2 separate regions of the Homo sapiens genome follow, and region 1 is linked to region 2. Evidence: chromatin loops called from intact Hi-C (ENCODE). Cell type or tissue: tibial artery. All regions are shown on one strand. Each heading gives the region's core, and the rest is flanking DNA. Links, peaks and the distances in the headings are about the cores only.

Region 1 (5,390 bases), core at 281-5,280, 62 kb after region 2:
AGATGCGCCCTCTGTGAACTTCTTTGTGTCCACTCCTGGTAGACTCTTCTGTTTATGGAATTTATATTACCATAATTCTCATCACCATTGCTCAGCCTGTCATCTCAGAGGACTGTGACAAACCTAAAGAAGTGAGAAGGCGGAGAAGTAACACTCAGAGGGGATTATAAATGAACTGAACGAAGAACTTAGAGAAATGGCTCAAGCTGCCAGGTGGCACTTGAGTCTTGAGGTGACCTCATGGATGACAATATTTTGAAAGGAGATGTGAGTCTAGATGTCCTTTTCTCAAACGGAGAAGCATGTAATGCTTAAGAGAAAGAAATCTAGGGTCAGACTTGAGTTTGAATCCAGGTTCAACCACGTCGAACCAATATGACTTTGACCAAAAGATGTACTCTATTTGATCTTCAGTTACTTCCCATATAAAATAGGGAAAATAACAGCTGCTGTATAGTGTTGTTTGGAGGGTTCGATGTGATATAGGAAAGTGCTCAATTTCTGCTATATATTGAGTACTGGATAAACATTGTAATTATGATAATGATGACAATGATAATGATGAAAATGATAAAATAATAACTTTGACTATTAGGAAAAGTGAATCTATTCTATAAACCCTCTGAATTAATGTTCCTAATCCATTGACATGCTTCAGACTCATTTTCAAAAGCCACTGATATTAAACATGATTTATTGAGTTATATATCCTTCTCCCATATGGATGCCACAAGTTATCCAGAATGCAGTTCTAGGCTCCTGTCCTCCCTTTTTAGACTTATTTTCTACTTCTTCCTATATTACATGCTTGATGCTAAGGTTAAATTAAATAGTCTACAAACAGCTATTGTATATTTTGTTCACGTTAACATTTCTATCACCTAGACCCATTTCTGACCTACATCAGGGAATCACCATTATTGACCAAACTGTCCTTTTCCATTCCAGACTCTTTACCAATGCTCAGGGCCTTCAGGAAACGGGAAATACCTCCTTTTCACCCTGTTTCTTTACATTAAAACCTCTACATCTCTGCCTCTTTTACCTGTTGGCTATTAGTTCCAAGTCCTACCGCTATCCACCACCTACTCTTTTCTGAGAAGTTAGGATTAAGGTTCCAAAAATTACATTTTCCAGACTCCCATTTTCAGCCATCTCTGGGTAGATTTTGCCAGTAGGAAATGTGGACAGGAGGTGGAAGTTGGAAGAAGGATTCTTTTCTGACTTCCAGGTTGGGTCTCCCTCTCCATTTGAGGCAGACAACGATGGCTTCAGCCTCCAACTTCCTTGACACTTCTAGCCCTGATGTCACTTTACCTGAGTGGGGGGAGTACCACATAGCCCACCCCCATTCTCCCAACACACAGCAGAGCCCCTCTGAGATGTGTAAAAAAACAGCCAGGCCCCCTCAGTGGTCTAGTATGTGTGAAACAATGGCTTTTTTTCCCTAAGAGGTCCAACTACCAACTGCAGGGAGCTTCTCCTTTCAGATTCGTTCATTCTTTCTTTTTTTCTCCCCTGCTGGCCTGAAGAATGGTAGCAACTTCCTAAAGCTGTTGAGCTCTGGGTTACATCAACATCCCCAGAAGCTTCAGTCTTTAATCACCCGAGTAACCAATGGTCAGTATTAAATAGACTTTGTCTAAAACACCAGACTCTGATTAATAGAACATCCTTCAAGTTTCTTCTCAAATGCCACCTCCTTTTCTGATCCCACAATGTATTCTTTTTCTCTTTTATCCTCTCATAGTGCTTATTTTTATATCATTTTTGAATTTTACCTCCTTTGCTATGTGAGGAAGCCCTTTCTCAGTTTTTCTAAAATGTATCCCAAGAATGTCATGAATCCTCAAATTCATAATATTCTACTATCAAATTACTAAAGTTCTGTACTTTCTTTATAATTCTTTCACTAGCACTCATGGTAAGCAGTTTTAGAACAGGGCTGTTTCCTCCTCAAGAAGCAAAGTTTTTCTATTATTTTCTTTCAAGTGTTATTATGTTGAAATATTCAACAAAATCTGGGTTTACTTGTCAATCAAGCTTTTTTTTTTTTTTTTTTTTTTTTTTTTTTTAGAATATCAGTGTCCTAGTGCATGGGACTTAAACATGTCTCAACAAACTTGTAGACTCCATTAAAGCTTGTCTTAGTTTGTTAGAGCAGCCTGAACAAAGTATTGCTAATTGAGTGGGTGGCTTAAACAATAGGAATATATTGTCTCACAGGTTTGGAGGCTCAAAATCTGAGATCAAGGCATCAGCAGGGTTGATTCGCTCTGAATGCGGTGAGAGTGATCTTACCCATGCCTCTTCCCTAGTATCTGGTGGTTTATTGACCATTTTTGACATTCCTTGCCATGAAGAAGAAGCATTACCCAGAGTTTTTCCTTCATCTTCACTGTATTAGTCAGTGTTCTCTAAAGGGACACAACTAACAGGATAGATGAATATATGAAGAGGATTTTATTAGAATTGACTCACACAGTCACAAGGTGAAGTGCCACAAAAGGCTGTCTGCAAGCTGAGGAGCCAGGAAGCCAGTCCGAATCCCAACAACTCAAAAGTTGGGAAGCCCATAGTGCAGTCTTCAGTCTGTGGCCAAAGGCCACAGAGAGCCCCTGGCAAAGCACTGGGGTAAGTCCAAGAGTCCAACAGCTGAAGAACTTAGAGTCTGATGTTTGAACTTAGGAAGCATCCAGCACAGGAGAAAGATGGTGGCTGGAAGACTCAGCAAGTCTGCTCTTTCCATGCCTGCTTTTATGCTGGCAGCTGATTAGATGGTGCCCACCCAGATTGAGGGTGGGTCTGCATCTCCCAGCCCACTGACTCAAATGTGAATCTCCTCTGGCAACACCCTTACAGATACACACAGGAACAATACTGTGCATCCTTCAATTCAATCAAGTTGACACTCAATATCAACCATCAGGTTCACACAGCCTTGTCCCTGTGTATATGTCTATGTCCAAATATCTCCTTTTCATAAGGACATCAGTCATATTGGTTTAGGGGCCCACTTTACTCCACTATGACCTCATCATAACTAGAAATTGCTTTTGCAATGATCTTATTTTCAAATAAGGTGACATTCTGAGGTGGTAGGGATTAGAAACTCAACACATGAATTTGGGGTCCACCAGGATTGTCACTTATTAAGTTCACACAAGTCTACCATATTATAATACGATTTGAATTCTATTTATCCTCCCCCTCAAAACCTAGTTTTGAAAACAGGGCAATATTGTTGCACACTCATGACTCTCTCCCTCAGGGCAAGTTATCATGGGGAATATTTGTTGAATTAAAAACTACATAGCAGCGCTGACTATGGCCATAAATATATGCTACTTATTATCAAGTACTGTTCTGGCTCCCCTTCTGCGTTGTGAACTGTTTGGGACTAGGAATCATGTGTTTCTGCCCCACTGGTACCTAGAAAAATGTTAAGCTTTGAGATGAGGTATGAGTTATCACTCACGCTACTTGATAGAGAACTGATTCCTCAGGATACTCAATATTGTCGTGACTACAAAGTAACTTCCATCCTCATCCAGTTTTCAGTTTATATTAGACTATTTGGGTGGGGAATGGAAAGGTATTGTTTTTAAAGTTATATTCCCTATCCTGTGGTATTTCAGATGGTTTATGTATTTTAGTTATCTTTGCTTTCCCTGGCTCTAAGCATGATGCTGGCTATATGACATGTTAATTAGGTTGCATTGTACACATCAGAAAATCCAAATAGTGTTAGCTGATACAACTTAGTGTTAAATTTTTATTATGTATACTAAGGTTTTTTGTTTTGTTTTGTTTTATTCTACTAAGATTGGTGCTTGTGTCTATTCATGAGTTCTGGCCTTTACAAATTCATCCAAGAAGCAAGAAAGAGGGGGTGGCAGGGAGGACAATGGGCCCCCTTCCATATAAGTCTAGACCCCTATAAAGAGGTCCTCAGATACATCAGCCAGTGGCTTCCATTCATATCTCATTGGCCACCCCTAGCTTCATGAGAGAAGGAAAAAATATAGGTATGTGTATATATACACAAATGTACACATATCTATATAATATATAGATCTACACATATATATTTATTAAATTGGGTACTTGCTAATCTTAATAAAATTGTGGATTTGTTCTTAAAGTAGAAGCAAGCATATATACCGGGCAGGGAATTAACTATCTTTGTCATAGTGATTATAGGAGATAATTAATAAATGCTGGTTGTTCATAATTGAAGTTTATTAATTTGACTTTTTAAAAATATAATAGGAAATAACAGTTTTCGGTATTGATAGTTACCGTAATATAAATGAGGTTGTTGGTGAGCCTGGCAGTTCTTTTCTGATTTACACAAATCTGGCATTACACAATATAGAGGTATTTTGATGTGTTACCTTTTGCAGTTTGGCTTTATGTCCTGTATGTGTGCGAGGCTGCATTTGTGGGTTCCTTGATGTTGCAGTCACATATGACTGTTCCCCAGCAACTGATGTCTGGTTCAATAGGAATCCTTTGACCTCTCATCAGGAGTAAATCTCTCAATCCACCTGAAATGGAAGCTCTAAGTCTTCTTACTCCCAAATGTCTCTAAGTATTGTCTCTTCCTTTCTACCTCTACTGCCTTGTATAAGTGTATTAGTCTGTTCTCACATTGATATGAAGAACTATCTGATACTGGGTAATTTATAAAGAAAGAAGGTTTAATTGGCTGACAGTTCCATAAACTGTACAGGAAGCTTGGCTGGGGAGGACTCAGGAAACTTACAATCATGGTGGATGGCGAATGGGGAAGCAGACATGTCTTACATGGGTGGAGCAGGAGGAAGAGAGCGAAGGGGGAGGTGCTATAAACTTTTAAACAACCAGATCTCCTGAGAACTCACTCACCGCACAAGAATAGCAAGGGGGAAGCCCACTCCCATGATCTAATCACTTCCCAATAGGCCCCTCTTCCAACACTGGGAATTACAATTTGACATGAGATTTGGGTAGGGATACAAATCCAAACCATATCAATAGGTCTATTCACCTGTTGTCTAGAGACTGTGACACTGGTGTCCTGACTGGCCTCTTGCCACCTGTCTCATCCCAGACCAACTCATTCTTCACACTATTGCCAACATTAAATTAAAAATACTTTCGGCTCCGCCCTGTCTCTTGATTGTGGAATCAGAGGGATCTCACAATCCAGTTCTCAGTGACATTGACTGTGTTTCTTTACCTGTTCCTGTATGTGACTGTTGCTCCAACAATTCCTGTCTCCCATTAGTTTCCCTACAGTTCTTTGCTTGCTCATGCTTCCCTGCTTATCAGATACTATTGTTTCTACTTAGAGCATCCTTCTTTTTTTGTGCTATCTGGCAGATAAATTCTACTTGGATATCCAG
Region 2 (5,390 bases), core at 137-5,136:
TGTACAAAAGTCCCTAAAGAGTAGATAGGTATAAATTTGCCAAATAATTATGAAAAAGATTTTTTAAAACGTCTGTGACCCGAAGAGTGTTAAATCAGTCTGCTGGAAGAACGTACCGTTTAGAAATAGATACAAAACTTGTCATAAATATAACCTCAGTATAAGATTATTTTTGTGTTATGTACAATTATGCAAACTCTTTTGGGGCATCCAGAGGGATGGAATAGTTTTTAATGCTTTCATGGAAGCATTTGAGTTGGAAATTCTTGAAGAGTGTTCCCAAAATATTTAGCTGACATTACTTTACGCTGGACCTCCATCTCCTGCTCCAGATACCCTTCTTGTGGCACCTATATGAGTCTAATGTAATGGTGAATTTTCTTATCTGCTTCCCTCATAAGTTTGTAGCTCCTATTACTTCCATTGGAATAGAGTTCCTACATGGTTCTACTTTGTATGTCTTGCACTGAAGTGTGACTCATTATAAACCCTGGGACAGATATTTATTGAAAGGATTCTATTTACTTTCAATAAGAGCAATTGCATGAAAGGCAAAGAGGAGGTTATTATAAAGATGGAAGTTGGCCAGCCACAATGGCCCATGCCTGTAATCCCAGCAATTTGTGAGGCCAAGCCGGGTGGATCACTTGGGGTCAGGAGTTCGAGAACAGCCTGGGCAACATGGTGAAACCCCCAAAACAAAAAAAACAAGTGAAAAATACAAAAATTAGCCAGGCATGGTGGCTCGCACCTGTAATCTCAGGTACTCAGGAGGCTGAGGAAGGAGGATCCCTTGAACCCGGGAGGCAGAGGTTGCAGTGAGCTGAGATCACACCATTGCACTCCAGCCTGGGCAACAAGAGCGAAACTCTGTCTCTGACAAAAGACTATTTTTGAAGTCGAAAGTGTAGGGTGGTAGAAAACTAAAGTGTAACAATAATGCTGAACATCAAAAAGCATGGAATCTATTATGTTAGAAGATCATCACTGTGAAAGTTGACATAAGCAACCAGGGATATAAAAAAGGAAAAAAAGGTAAAATTGTACATGTCCTCAAATAATTAAAAGCTGAGGGAGTTTCCTTGTGATAGCACAAAGATGTAGAAAGCCTGATAAAAGATGGCATAATTCTTAATGGATGGGAAGTTAGAGCAAGGGTGATGGAATAGTGGCTTGAATGTGGCACCCAAATATTTGTTGAATGAATAGATGGTGGGTAATGTATAAATGATGGAACACCAAATCTCATTTTATTTCATAACCCTCAAGGAAAATGGAGTCAGAGGAAAATCAATTTTCACTTAAGATGAACAGATTGGTAGACTAAAGACTCAAGAGTTAGAAACTTTGGAGGGTCTTATTCTAAATAAAGCATAGATGCCATTGAGCACAATTGGTCCAGAATATGGGCACATAAAGATAGAATTGAATTGAGGAAAGGCAGGCCTGACCCAGATTGAGGAGGTGTTTTGAGAGGACATAGCAGAGGGTTTTTATACCGTGGAGTTGCAGAAACTATTAGAGATGTCCATATTAGGAGGATAGAAATACATTTTTTGAAGTGTTTATAGCATTAACTCCATCCACCTTTCCAACTGGAATATAGGTATAATGTCTAAGTTTATATCTTCATTGCTAAGTTACTATTGATTTACCTCATATCTAAGAAGAAAATAATTTATTTGCAAATTGCCTGTCCAATAGGTCATCTTTAGCTAATGTTTACATAACTACCATTTTTAGTAAAATTTTACTATTTGAATAAATGGAAAACTAGAAAATGTCATTAATTAAAATAAAAGCATGGCTTATATTACTATCTTTTTTTCTCTTAAGTACATTCATTCAAACCACATATACTCATTGAGTGTTTATTATGAAGCATGTTTTATAGTAGGTTTTGGAGATAGGAAGATAAATATGACAAAGTTCATGCCTTCAAGAATCTCATGTGTTGATAGGAGAAATAAACATGTAACAAATTCATATATAACTTGTGAGCAACAAGAGAAGCAATAATAAGATACAGAGGTAGTACATTTTCCTTACCGAATATAGTGAGGAAGCGTCACAGAATAACACTATGTAGAAAGTAGCCAGGTGAACTAGAGAGCGATGACATTTCGGAAGGTGCAAGGGGCGTGTGAAAGTAAATGGGAATGGGAAGTACCATATGGTGTTCAAGACACAACATGGGATTTGTTATTTCTGAAAAGTAGGTGTGAGGAGAGTAGCAAAACATGTTACTCAATACATTAGGCAAAAAACAGAAACATCTTTCATGCTATGCAAAGGAGTTTGGGCTCTTTCTTGCGGGCGTCTAGAGGCTATTAAGGAAACAACTGTTCATTGGATGAAGAGGGCATCATTGAAGGATTTTAAACAGGAAAGTTTCATGGCCATATCTGTTAGTGTGTTTGTTTTCAATCATCGTATCTGCAGCGAAGAGAGGTTTGAGAAAAGCACTAAGGAATTGATGGCAATAAGCCTAACACTTGATGCTGGAAACTAAACCAGCAGGGTCCGGGGAAAGAGAAAAAAGCAGAGTAAGTAATCAATATAATTTATGAAGACTTAGATAATATGAACATGAGTATGGTGATGATAGAGAAGAAAATGGGATTCTGAAGGATTTTTCTTTTTTTTTTTTTTGATGGAATCTCCCTCTGTTGCCAGGCTGGAGTTCAGTGGCAGGATCTCAGCTCACTGCAACCTCCACCTTCCAGGTCCAAGCGATTCTTCTGCCTCCACAGTAGCTAGGATGACAGGCATGTGCCACCAGGCCCAGCTAATTTTTGTATTTTTAGTAGAGATGGGGTTTTACCATGTTGGGCAGGATGGTCTCAATCTCTTGACCTCGTGATCCACCCACCTTGGCCTCCCAAAGTGCTGGGATTACAGGCATGAGCCACCGCGCTGAAGGCTTTTTTAAAGTAAATATGTTGGCCGGGTATGGTGGCTCACACCTGTAATCCCAGTATTTTGGGAGGCCAAGGTGGAAGGATCACTTGAGCCCAGGAGTTTGAGAACAGCCTGGGAAACATAGCTAGACCTCGTCTCTACAAAAAGTCAAAAAAAAAAAAAAAAAAATTAGCCAGCTGTGGTGGTCCATGCCTATGGTCTCAGCTAGTAGAGAGGATTAGGTGGGAGGATCATTTGAGACCAGGAGGTTAAGCCTACAGTGAGCCATGATTGCACCACTGCACTCCAGCCTGGATGACAGAGCAAGACCCTGTCTCAAAAAAAAAAAAAAAAAAAGAAAGAAAAAGAAAAGGAAATATGGTTTTCTGACATCAAGACATTACTAATTTTCATGTAGAAATCGCCCAAGAATAGAGCGTACACTGTGCCGAACTAAACAGGTATGTTGTTCTCTTGATGTTTCTAGTCAAAAAGAATCTAAATTCCCTATAGGTATCAGGTTGTTTCTGAATTTGAAGAACATTTTTTAAAACTTAGCTTCGTGATGGTGACATCATGCAGTTTTATTTCTATTTACATACAGTTTTAATATCTCATAAAGGGACACTGTAGCATTTTTCACACATTATGATATGATAGCAAATCCTTCAGCTACTGTTCTTTATTTAGTCTAAGAACACTAGCAGTGAATTGGACTCTAACAGGGCATCAAATAGGGGCATTTCACATGAAAGCGCCTACAGCTGACAGCCTTCTTGTTGCTTTGAGAGTAGTTAGTATTATTGCTTCCTTAAGGAGCCATGAAACTAGGCAAGCTAATTCCCCCAGATAATTTTCTTGTACATTAGCTTCAGTGATGCAATACAATCAGTTACATCTGATGAAGCTGATCATTGATTTATTATTCTTTTGGGGTGCTTAAACTCTCAAGTATCATTGTGATAACTATTGACACAATATGTCTTCTTTTAAAATAGATTTTCTATTTCAGGCCCAAGCTTTTCTTTTGCACTGCTTTGCAAACCTTTTCTTTTGCATTGCTTTGCACTGCTTTGCAAACCCTCCTGCTAAGTCCCAACCATCTGTCAGCCTACCTCTCGTGGCTTGCTAAGTTTTCTGACCTGTGACCCACCCAACACCTTGGAGGGGTGTGGAGAAAATGCAATTTTATTATCTCAGGTTAATGAGAACTCTACCTTTAAATGTATATACTTTTGTACTTCAGATTTTCCACAAAACCACATATTTGTGAAATTCTTATATAATTAAAAAGCTAATGTGCCATTTTAAATAAGATAATTTATGGGAAAGGTGTATAAACTTGCAAGTGCTAATCAAATGTAAATGGGTATAATTTATTATGGTATTAAGTTCAATAGTGATTGGTTAAATATAGCAAAATTTCTATTTACCTAAATATGTTTCACTTGTGTGACTCATTATTATTGGTAGGGAGATACTTGTTTTTTTTCTAGTGCCGTTAAAAGTACAGACAACATAGGATCACATTGAATAATAGTAAAAAAGATAAATATAACTGTGGTTAGCATTAAAAAGGACATAAAATGCCAGAACTTTTCAAAGTGACATTTCTCTAAATGAAATGAAATGTTTTCAATGGGAATTTAAGCCAAGGATCTGCAGAGACCGTCTTGCTCTCAGCCACTTTACTGTACTGCCACTAGTATTGAGTGCCTGGGATCATCACGGCTCATTTTTAATTTGTATATCAAGCATATGTCAAGTACCAGCATGTGCTAGGACTTACACACCTTGAGGATAACAGCCGGCCTTGCTTCTGAAGAGCCAGTAGTTTAGCACAAGAGATATAGTCAGGCAAAATGAAGATTGCAACTCGGCAGGATTGAGGTATGCATGGGGTATTGGGTAATCACAGTGAAGGAACATACCTACTCTCAGCTCATTAAATCATGTTTAATAGTCAGAATTTAGAATTTTGGAGGAGGTAAAGAAGCAGGTTGAAAGGAAGTAAAATATCCATTGGGGAAATATCTTTTTCTAAAAAAGCACAAAAGAACCATGAATTCTATAATGAATTTGAAATGAGGTAAAGTAAGCAATACTTACAGAGGAATCCAGGCTCATGTAACTTATAATAAACCAATATATAGCATTATTATGTAAAATATATCTATTTTGGGTAGAAAAGCTCAGCCCAGGTCTGTTAAACAAGCATTACTGCATACATATTACCTCCCTTTGGATCTTTAAAAGTTGAGTAAATTCCATTCGTTGCATAATTTGGAAATCTTTTCCTCCCAAGAATCATTTACACTCAACTTTCATAATATAACCGCACCATTCCTACATCATTCTCATGTTCTGAAAAAGTTTTATTAATGACCGACACTTATTAGACTCAGTGACAATCCAAGCAAGCAAATTATCTGGTGCTTACAAGCTCAGGGGCAAAATTAAATCAGCTTCAGTGTGAAAAGATCAACATC

What was found. A loop is a pair of places that touch in the nucleus more often than their neighbours do. Peaks named below come from ENCODE experiments on the same cell type or tissue, not always from the same donor. Only the 100,000 strongest peaks of a DNase experiment are listed, where the experiment ranks them.
Region 1: a loop joins it to region 2, with 13 times the contacts of the local background. A loop is called at or near these places in 1 of 110 quality-filtered maps.

The regions. Positions count from the first base shown.
Region 1 is chr4:21,565,920-21,571,309 of GRCh38, reverse strand. The region is part of intron 1 of KCNIP4 (potassium voltage-gated channel interacting protein 4); the gene reads left to right. Among named protein-coding and RNA genes, the nearest start is that of MIR7978, 100 kb to the right of the region's middle. In tibial artery, for the core only: no CTCF peak of the experiment used is centred there; a DNase peak (open chromatin) is centred at 2,609.
Region 2 is chr4:21,627,718-21,633,107 of GRCh38, reverse strand. The region is part of intron 1 of KCNIP4 (potassium voltage-gated channel interacting protein 4); the gene reads left to right. Among named protein-coding and RNA genes, the nearest start is that of MIR7978, 170 kb to the right of the region's middle. In tibial artery, for the core only: no CTCF peak of the experiment used is centred there; no DNase peak of the experiment used is centred there.